2 separate regions of the Homo sapiens genome follow, and region 2 is linked to region 1. A link is a contact called in ENCODE Hi-C or POLR2A ChIA-PET data. All regions are on one chromosome and are shown on one strand. The core of a region is the stretch at or near the end of the contact, and the rest is flanking DNA. Distances in the headings are between cores, read along the strand shown. Region 1 overlaps SV2C (synaptic vesicle glycoprotein 2C). Region 2 overlaps IQGAP2 (IQ motif containing GTPase activating protein 2).

Region 1 (5,004 bases), core at 1,242-3,741:
GGTGGAGTTTCACTCTGTTGCCCAGGCTGGAGTGCAGTGGTGGGAACTCTGCTCACTGCAACCTCCGCCTCCCAGGTTCAAGTGATTCTCCCACCTCAGCCTCCCAAGTAGCTGGGACCACACGCATGCGCCACCACGCCCAGCTAATTTTTGTATCTTTTAGTAGAGGTGGGGTTTCACCGTGTTGGTCAGGCTGGTCTCGAACTCCTGACCTCAAGTGATCGGCCCACCTCAGCCTCCCAAAATGCTGGGATTACAGGCGTGAGCCACTGGCGGCCTCAACTCATTTTTACAAGCACTAAATAGGTTTAGTTTATAAACTGAAAAATTAGGAAATAGGCACGCATAAAAAGAGTGTAGGAAGTTGTTTGGGAAGCCCGCATGGAATAGGCCAGAAAGCACAGTCCCCATGCTGTCTGCCCTGCCAGCATCTCAGCATCCTGACTAGTATCTCTGTTCACTGCAGGTTTGACAGTTACCATCACCCAGCCAGAAAAGGGCCCCGCCTTGCCAGATAAACGCGCTTAGGTTAGAAGACTATAATTGCAATATTACCCTACAGCTCTCCTGACTGTTTATTCCATTATTTTCTTGAAACATGGCCTTAAGTATTATACATAGGCTTCAGAAACAGTTTTTCAGTGATTTTACCTATATTGGCAAATAGACAAATCTCACCAAATCAGAGTTCAGGTTTTCACCAAAAACTGCTTAGTTGTCTTTCAAGATACCTTAAGAGATCAAAGGGGAGGTGGGAAAAGAAATGTAGTGACAGAAGGGAGAGTCCAAGATACCACTGATAAGGTTCCAGCAAAGAGATTAGGACACAGCAGAGACTTTCTAAATGCTGGGGTCATTTCCAAAGCAGTCCAGGGGAATACTTTCTGATTCCCTCTGCCAATCAAAATAGATAGAATATGATATTCTCCAATTTTTTTTCTGTTTGATGTCAAAATGGCCTTTACCTATTTCTTCAGTAATATACCTGATCTGTTCATGCACTAAAGGCTCTGGAGCCAGGAATGTCTGAATTTGGCCTTCACCTGGTATCACAGAAAGACAACTGGGATATTGGTGTTAAGGGGCATATCGGCTGTATGTTAGGTTTTCTTTAATCCTCACATCGTGCCAAACTTAGTCTGGTTACTAAGCCTAAAAACACCAGTATTGCAACAACTTCTGAAACTCTGAAGTGGACTATATGTTTCTCACAGTTTTTGTTTATGCTCAGCAAAGTATGTATTTTAAGTAAAGCTTCTCTTGTTATCTGTAATGTAGACAAAAAAAAAAAAAAACCTGTTAGTATATTCTGGATGTATTGTGTGTCCCTTCATTGTTTCAGGTATGGCGTAACAGTTCTCCGTGTGATGTTCTTTTGCTCTAAATGTTGACCATTCCTCTTGTCGCCCGTCTCTCACCAACCAGTCACAGAGCCATTGCCAGGGCTCCCTTCAGTCTTTCTTAAACAATATCTAAATGCAGTTTAGTAATCCCAGGATTTTGAGTTACAAGAATACAGTTTATGGGTCTGTTTCAGCTCTTACTTAAGGCTAGCATGGTTGGGCAGGGGAAGAGCTGAGCCGAGCCTTCACTGATCTCTTGTCATTTCATATGATTATCCAGTAAATACTTATTGAGCACCTCCCATGTGATACGTATTGAGACACTGCTGTGTGCAATAATTAAGCCTATGGAGGACTTAAATGAGGGCAAGGAAAACAGAATGAGAGAAGACACTCTCACACTGACCCCCATTACATGTGAACCCTCCGCGCCCCCCCCCATAAATACAAAGTGTTATTTTTCCACATTTAAAACAAATAATAGCCTTCAGCAGGCAGTGCAGGAACTATTCAGTCATTGAGATAACCTTTGATGAGAGGAGAAAGCTCCTTGATTACCTGGTTTTTGTTGGAGAGACTATTAACTAGTACTTGGAAAATGAGAAAAATGAAACCACACATAAGTTGTTCCCTTAAATAATCTCAGCAGGATATTGCACTAAGATATTATTCAAGGAAAAGAATCAGGAGCAGAGATAGCCCCATCTCTCTAGAGCATTTTTTTTTTTTTTTTGGGCGGGGGGGCGGGGGACGGAGTCTCGCTCTATTACTTAGGCCGGAGTGCAGTGGTGCAATCTCGGCTCAATGCAACTTCCGCCTCCCAGGTTCAAGCAATTCTCCTGCCTCAGCCTCCCAGGTAGCTGGGATTACAGGTGCATGCCACTATGTCCGGCTAATTTTTTGTATTTTTAGTAGAGACGAGGTTTCACCATTTTGGCCAGGCTGGTCTCCAACTCCTAACTTCAAGTGATCTACCCACCTTGGCCTCCCAAAGTGCTGGGATTACAGGCATGAGCCACTACACCTGGCCTAAAGTCCCGCTTTCTTCTGAGGTGTTCTTTTCATGGTGTGAAACCAGAGACAGGAGCTAGGGGGTCTGTTCCCCAGCGAATAGTGTTGGGGTTTTCTCTTCAGAGCTAAGTCAGCAAAGCCTGCAGCTGCTGCCACTCCCCTGGTCTGTGCCTCCCAGGGTGTTTCCTTTCTGATTTTGAAGATTTGTGGGTGAGTCAATTATCTTTGCAGACATCCTAAAGCAGCTTCCCTCCTCGCTACCCTCAGCAGATAAGCCATCCAGAAAACAGGTTCTGACAGCCAGTAGCAGGGGTATTTTGGGTTTCAGTTTAAAACTGGTGCGTGTTGTTGCAAGTGTCTTGAAGTTGCAAAGGATGTTTGGGGTTCTAGGGCCTGCAGGGGGGCAGAGCAGAAAGAGGGTAGTTGTCAGTGACCCTCTACCCTCCTCTGAGAGCCCCATTGCCATTTTTGCCCACCAGTTCTCTTCTTACCTCCTCAGGGCAGTGCCCACTCATTTCCTTTATTTCCCTTTTGTTTTTTTTCTTTTCCTCCTCTGGTCGACAACCTCTTAATTCTAGCAGTGTACAAAAGCAAGGCCAAGCTTTCCTGGGGCACTTGGGATGAAAGGCCCATCCATGCCTGTTGTGGAGGCACAGAGGAGGAGAAGGTGAAGAACAGGAATGGGTGCAGGGGGAGTGTGAACGCAAGGCTGCTGGCTTTGGCACAGCTCCCTGTGCAGGGCTGGATTTCCAATTGCTTTTCAGTGCCTGTGCCCTGATAGGATGGGCACAGCTGGTATGGAATCAGAGCAGCCCATCTCCAGAGCAGAAGTCTGAGAGCTCAGCGTTTGACTCCTGAAAGACCAGGATGTTCCTACCTGGGTTCTTGAGATTCATTGGCTAGTGGAGGTAGATGGTACTCTCCATGTCTGCAGAAGATTCCCCACTTGGTGCTGAAGGCTAGGTGCCTTCCAGTCAGGTCTGAATGCTGAAATTGCTGAGATTGTCCACTCTCTGCCTACTTTATTGCATTCATGCTCCCCTTAGATCCAAGAGTGCCCAGGACTAGGAGCAGAAAGCAGTTTTCAACCCTTTGTTCAGACTCAGACGGGTTTCAACTCAAGCGGGTAATCTACCCCAGCAGCAGGGGTGCAAAGTCCAAAACAGCTTTGTGGTGCCTGGGGAGTGACTAGGCAGCCTGCTCACAGGGGCTGGAGTCATCTAAAGCTAGTGATGAGCTGGAATAGCTTTGAACCGGTTCATCCGAACTGATTGTTAAACTTTCAGAACTTTTGAGAGTCAGTTGAGAAACATAGCTATTACTAAAAAATTAAATAAGATTAGATAAATTATAGCTAAAAGCAAAGGCAACATATAGTCAAAGCTCATCACTTTCTACTTATTTTACTACATTTTACCATTATCTGTGCCCATGAGGTAATGTATGCCTATTATGTCTGTATGGTAGAAATACTGTATACAGGTATACTACTACACACACCTTCCCAAGTGACAGTATTTTTGTAGTTTGAGATCAGCTATAGTGGTGGTATTTATACCATGGAAAGCAACAAAGCCATGGAAAGCAACAAAGCCATGCAAATCAGACTCCTCCTAACCCCTAAGACAGTTGTTAAACATTTGCCAGCATACCACCATCTAAAGCCCTAAAGAATGCTTGGCCTCCCACTGCATAGACACAGGCCACATCACATTGAGTATCATGGATTTATGGGTCAGCATTGCCCCTAAGTCCAAGGAAGGGGAAAGACTTAGCAAGCTCAACCTCATGTGATTCACAAAGGGTTTCTTTCTGCATTTGTATTGACTCAGAATAGGACCCAGTACAGAGAATCCACTGTTATCTATGGGTGTCATTCCTTCAGAAAGAATGTACAGTAAAATTGGCTATTTCATGCTATGCAAACAAAATGAAACTAGTTTGAAGTTGCAAAGTGTCTCCCCTCTTGCGCCCACGTAGTCATCCAAGAAGGAAACTCCTTTCTTGCCTTGATATTCACCAGGCCTACCTAGATAGAACTTGACAAATTGGCCTAACTTCATCTCCGCTGCTATTGTTATATATTTGCTTTACTGAATCTATGTCCTATGTCAGTCAGAAGAAAAAAGAAATGTCTTTTTTAATATACACTTTCTTAGCATCCATGCAGTTATGTATCCTCATCCTGATCCAGGAACATATTGAACAGATCATATGTCTTTTGTTACTATCTAGATACACTAAATAACATGATAGAAGAGTTTTCTCTTTCAGGTGAACTTCCATTTTGAACATATGCTAAACGTACTATCCACTGTCTATTTTAATGAGATCTTGGCAATGGTCCTGTCGGTTTTGGTGTTTGGATTGTTTGGCTTTGTTTTCCTTTTTTATTCTTCCTGTTTTTAATGCTGTGTAAGATCTCCTGCTATGAATGTTCCAGTTACCCCTATTGTACTGTATATACGTGTGCTGCATGTGTAAATTCTGTTTCAGGTTTTGGAGTTTTCATCTTAAGTACAGCTGGTCCTGTTGTGAACTCATCTTTCCTGTATGCTCCTCTGTGTCTGATTTCCAATTGCCAAAATGTTTGACCAAATGTGTTTTGACAAATATCCCGAGACAGCCATGCGTATCCTTGTGAAAGGGC
Region 2 (5,004 bases), core at 1,558-4,057, 190 kb after region 1:
ATTTGGGTGGGGACACAGCCAAACCATATCAGGGACATAAGTGGAAGAAGGGATATAAATAGAGTTTAGGATTTCAACTTTGATGTATGTAAGTAATGGCGGTTCTTCTGGGTGCTGCTTGGCAGTAATTGAACGGAGGTTATTTGCCCAAAGTTTCTTTGAATTTATCAGCTATTTACCAAACACTATTGATGGAGTTGACAGGACCACAAAAAAGACTCACAGCATTTTCATCTGATTCCTAGTTTTCAGGAGAAAAATTAAAGTTCTTTGGGAGAACTTTAAAATGTTACATTTAAATATAGTTAATAAAAAATGGCTTTTGGGTCCAGTGTTAACGTTAGTAAATTAATGTGATTGAGTTTCAAGTTTTTGGCTTGTGCATGCTTAAAACTTTGTGAGTCAAGAAATTCCTATTATAAATTTATTATCTTAAAAATAAGATCTGCTCCCATACCAGAGAAGATGAGACAATGAGTCTACCATCCTAACAAACCCAACACAGATATGTTTCAAATCTTTTTCCATCTCTTTTTATTATTTTTTTAAGTTTACATACATGAATTCATTTTTTGGTGTAAAATTGCACAAGTTTTAACTTATATATTCCTGTAATCACCACCACCACACTAAGGATACTAAACTGCTACATTATTCCTAAAAGTAGCCCTTGTGCTACTTCTCAGTAATTAAGCACAACCTTCCTCTACTCCAAACCCTTGGCAACTACTGATCTATGGTTTTACTTTTTCCAGAATATCACATGAATGGATTCATAAAGCATGTAATCTTTTAAGACTGGCAGCCTTTATTCAACGTAGTGCATTTGAGATTTATCCATGTTGTGTGTAATGATATGTTCCTTTTTATTGCTGGATAGTATTGCCTTGGAGAGAGATACCACAGTTTGTTTGGAGGACATGTGGGATGTTTTCAGTTATTGCTGATTATGAATAGAGCTGTCATAGACATTCGTATACAGAGTTTTGTGTGAATATAGTTTTTTATTTCTATGGGATAAGTATCTAGCAGTACTGGGTCATATGGAAGATGTATGGTTAACTTTATAATAAATGAACAAACCATTTTCCAGGATGGCCGTGCCATTTTGCATTCGTGCCAGCAATATATGTGAGTTCTATTTTTTTCTGCAACTTCCTCACACTTGATATTAAGCTTTTTGTTTTAGCCATTCTAACAGATATGTGGTAGTATCTCAGTGTAGTTTATTGTTTTGCATTTTTCTAATGGCTGATTATTTTAGCTATTTAAACTCCTTTGACATTTCATATAGAAGTTTTATTTGCTCATTTGGTAAACTATCTGCTCAACTCTTTTGCCCATTCTTTAAAATTCGGCTTTCTTATTGTTGAGTTCTGTGAGTTCTTCGTATATTTGGATTCAAGTTCTTTGTTGGATATATAAAAAGCAAGTATTTTCTTTTAGTGTGTAGCTTGTCTTTTTACTCTTATCAGAATCTTTCAAAGAGCAAAAGTCTTTAATTTCAATAAAGTCCAATTTATCTTTTTTTTTTTCATTAATGGTTTGTGCTTTTGGTGTCATATCTAAAAACTCTTTGCCTAATCCAAAGCCACAGAGATTCCCTGGGTGTTTTTTTTTCCCAAGAGTTTTATGTTTTACATGTAGGTCTGTAACAATTTCGGGTTAATTTTTATATAAGATGTAAGGTATAAGTTAAGGGGGGTTTTTTGCCTGTGGATTTTTAATTATCTCAGCACCACTTGTTGAAAAGACTACTCCTTCTCCATTGAATTGCCTTTATACCTTTGTCAAAAACCAGTTGACCATATTTAGTAGAGACGGGGTTTCTCCATGTTGGTCAGGCTGGTCTCGAACTCCCGACCTCAGGAGATCTGCCCGCCTCAGCCTTCCAAAGTGCTGGGATTACAAGCGTGAGCCACCGCGCCCGGCGCATTATAGTAAGTCTTAAAACTGGGTAGTATGAGTACTCTAACTTTTGTTTTTTCAAAATTATTTTAGCTATTTAAATTCCTTTGCCATTTTCATGTATAAAGTTTATTATTGGCTTGTCTATCCCTTGAAAAAATTCTGCTAGGATTTTGATTGGAATTGCATTAAATCTATAGATCACTTTGAGAAGTGACAACTGTGTTAGATCTTCAAGTCCATGAACATCATAGGTCTCTCCTCTTTTTTTTTTTTTTTTTTTTTGAAACGGAGTCTCACTCTGTCACGCAGGCTGGAGTGCAGTGAGTGGCACGATCTCGGCTCACTGCCGACTCCGCCTCCCAGGTTCAAGCGATTTTCCTTCGTCAGCCTCCCGAGTGGATGGGATTACAGGCACACGCCACCATGCCCGGCTAATTTTTTGTATTTTTAGTAGAGGCGAGGTTTCACCATGCTGGCCAGGCTGGTCTCAAATTCCTTACCTCATGTTCCACCCGCCTCAGCCTCCCAAAGTACTGGGATTACAGGCATGTGCCACCACGCCCGGCCTAGGTCTCTCCTTTTATCTAGATTGTCTCTGACTTCTTTCATCAGTGTTTTATAGTTTTTATCTCTCTTTAAAGTTGAAGAATCCATTGATTCTGATGTTTGGGGGTTTTTTGTTTGTTTTTTTACCTTTCTTCCTAACAGAAATGTTTTCAGAATCTGATTTAAGTTTCTTTTACTGCAGTAGGTACACTAGAAAACATAATTATTTGTCCAGATCTCCATCTTATTTAGTGTTGGACCCAGGCCCTCAATGACAGAAGGTCCCCTTTAATAGGGCAGTGACTATGTGTACCAATTCCACGGGTCTAGCCAGCTTTTCATAAGTGACAACAGACCAGAGAGCATACTTACGTCACTATTTCCTATTTCTCTCATCTTTATTTTCAGTTACAGTTTCTGTCTTTGGGGAAAAGCAGGCAAAATCTAATTTGTAATGGATAGAACTAGCTGTCCACTTAAACAATAGAAAACTGAGTCATAAATTCTGTCTTTATAAAACTCCTCCATACTTTTGGAAAATGACTCACTTTTAGGCAGCGTCTGCCATAGATATTTGCCAGAAAGTGATCTAACTTGGATAAGCTTGATGCTTTGTACAAGTTTCAGAGCCCCTGTAGAGAAAGCTCTTAGGAACCAGAGACCATCGTGTGCCTGTCTGTGTCCCGTGACTTTCAGTCCATCAACACACGTCACTGTAGCATTTTGGAATGTTCTGGTTCAGTTGCTCTCAGATGTTAGCTACTTCAGAACCACCTGGAGGGCTTGTTAGAACACAGATGATTGTGTACCACTCCCAGAATTTCTGGTTCTATAGATCTGGGATAGGTCTGAGAATTTACATTTTGAATAAGTTCCAGGCATTACTGAGGCTGCTAGTTTGGGGCCTGCTTGGAGATCAATTCCTCTAATTTCTGTGTTTGTGTCATTCAAAAGAATTGATAATTAAAAAAAAAAATGCAACCAACAGAATCTCTATAAAATCATATATGTTTACAATTAAATCATTCTTACAAGTAATGAGATGGTATGGATTTGTTCTCAAGTTATTGGATGGAAACAGAAACTTCTCCACTAAGGAGCCCTGTCCATAGCTGATGTGAGAGAGAAAACAAAGCTGGGCCACATTGCTTTCTGCCTTCTTCTTTTATGTAACCAGGAGGGAGCATATCCCTAGAATTTTTTTTTTTTTTTCTAAAGGCGGAGTGTTTCTCTGTCGCCCAGTCTGGAGTACAGTGGCGCAATCTCGGCTCACTGCAACCTCTGCCTCCCAAGTTCAACCAATTCTCCTACCTCAGCCTCCTGAGTAGCTGGGATTATAGGTGCCTGCCATCATGCCCTGCTAATTTTTGTATTTTTAGTAGAGATGGAGTTTCGCCATGTTGGCCAGGCTGGTCTTGAACTCCAGACCTCAAGTGATCCACCCACCTCGGCCTCCCAAAGTGCTGGGATTATGGGCATGAGCCACCGCGCCTGGCCATTTAACAGCTTAAGGTTGGGTCTCAAGTCCTATTTCTTACCTCAAGGAAATGTACGATGTTTATATTTATTTCTTTCATTTAGGCATGCTAAATTCTGTATATTGACAGCAGACTTAACTTGAATGCAGAAAGGAGAATTCAGCAGCACTCAAAATGAATTTACAACGTGACAGTGTATGATTCATTCTAAAATGCTTACCATTGACTAAAAGCTTTACTCCTATGTACCTTGATAGAGCAGAGATAGTATGGTAGAGTAGAAAGATCAATCATTAACCAAGGAAATCTGTTCTGTGTGCCTTGGACACTCAATACAAGGGCCTTGGAAGCCACTTACTTTGAATATCACTTTAGTCAGGAAATTGAGGAGTTTTTGGAATCGATCTTTTTAAGTTTCTTTTTGGCCTTGAGATTTTATGTTTTTATGTTTCTATTTATTTCTGCCTAAGTAAATGACCCCGTTTTCTTTCTTACCACCATCCATCCCCATTACAAATTACATGCCTTTTTGTAAAAGATCTTAACCTCAGAAGGAGAGGAAATGCAATCAGCAAACTCACAAATTTTCTTTCAGTCTTAATTTTCTTTTGCCTTTTTTTTTTTTTTTTTTTTTTCTGTGAGGCAAGGTCTCACTCTGCTGCCCAGGCTGGAATGCAGTGGTGTGATCATGGCTTACTGCAGCCTCAACCTCCCATGCTCAAGTGATTCTCCCAGTTCAGCCTCCCAAGTAACTGGGACCAAAGGCAGGCACCACCACACTCTGCTAATTTAAAAAAAAAAAATTTTGTAAGGGGGAGAGTCTCTCTATGCTGCTGGGGCTGTTCTTGAACTCCTAGGCTCAAGCGATCCTCCCTCTTGGCTTCCTAAATTGCTGGGATTACAGCCATTGAACCACCACGACCAGCCTTAATTTTCACTGGGAAAGATTATTGAACTGTATGCTGTGTTCATTAGCAATCTCGCCATATCAAATTTTTGCTACCTGGGTTGAAACAGGGAATTTGCATGTCTTTCTAAAATGCATGCGTTTTTGTCTGCAGATGTCAAA

Evidence for each region. Hi-C counts contacts between places; a loop is a spot of excess contacts on that map. ChIA-PET counts read pairs that join two places held with the same protein, here RNA polymerase II (POLR2A). Pooled maps may share reads with other maps.
Region 2: a loop to region 1 is called in a pooled map, with 2.2 times the contacts of the local background. The contact joins two enhancer-like sites. A Hi-C loop is called at or near these places in 1 of 50 pooled maps. POLR2A ChIA-PET finds 5 or more read pairs at or near these places in 3 of 52 experiments (Caco-2, RWPE1 and naive thymus-derived CD8-positive, alpha-beta T cell).

Annotation. Positions count from the first base shown.
Region 1 is chr5:76,328,785-76,333,788 of GRCh38, forward strand. SV2C (synaptic vesicle glycoprotein 2C) reads left to right here. Exons shown (of 13, transcript NM_014979.4): 13 at 1-5,004. Among named protein-coding and RNA genes, the nearest start is that of SV2C-AS2, 20 kb to the left of the region's middle. Within about 2 kb of position 2,492, at least 4 of the 41 ENCODE cell types and tissues checked have a DNase peak (open chromatin) inside an H3K27ac peak, as active enhancers do.
Region 2 is chr5:76,518,529-76,523,532 of GRCh38, forward strand. The region is part of intron 2 of IQGAP2 (IQ motif containing GTPase activating protein 2); the gene reads left to right. Among named protein-coding and RNA genes, the nearest start is that of F2RL2, 100 kb to the right of the region's middle. Within about 2 kb of position 2,808, at least 5 of the 41 ENCODE cell types and tissues checked have a DNase peak (open chromatin) inside an H3K27ac peak, as active enhancers do.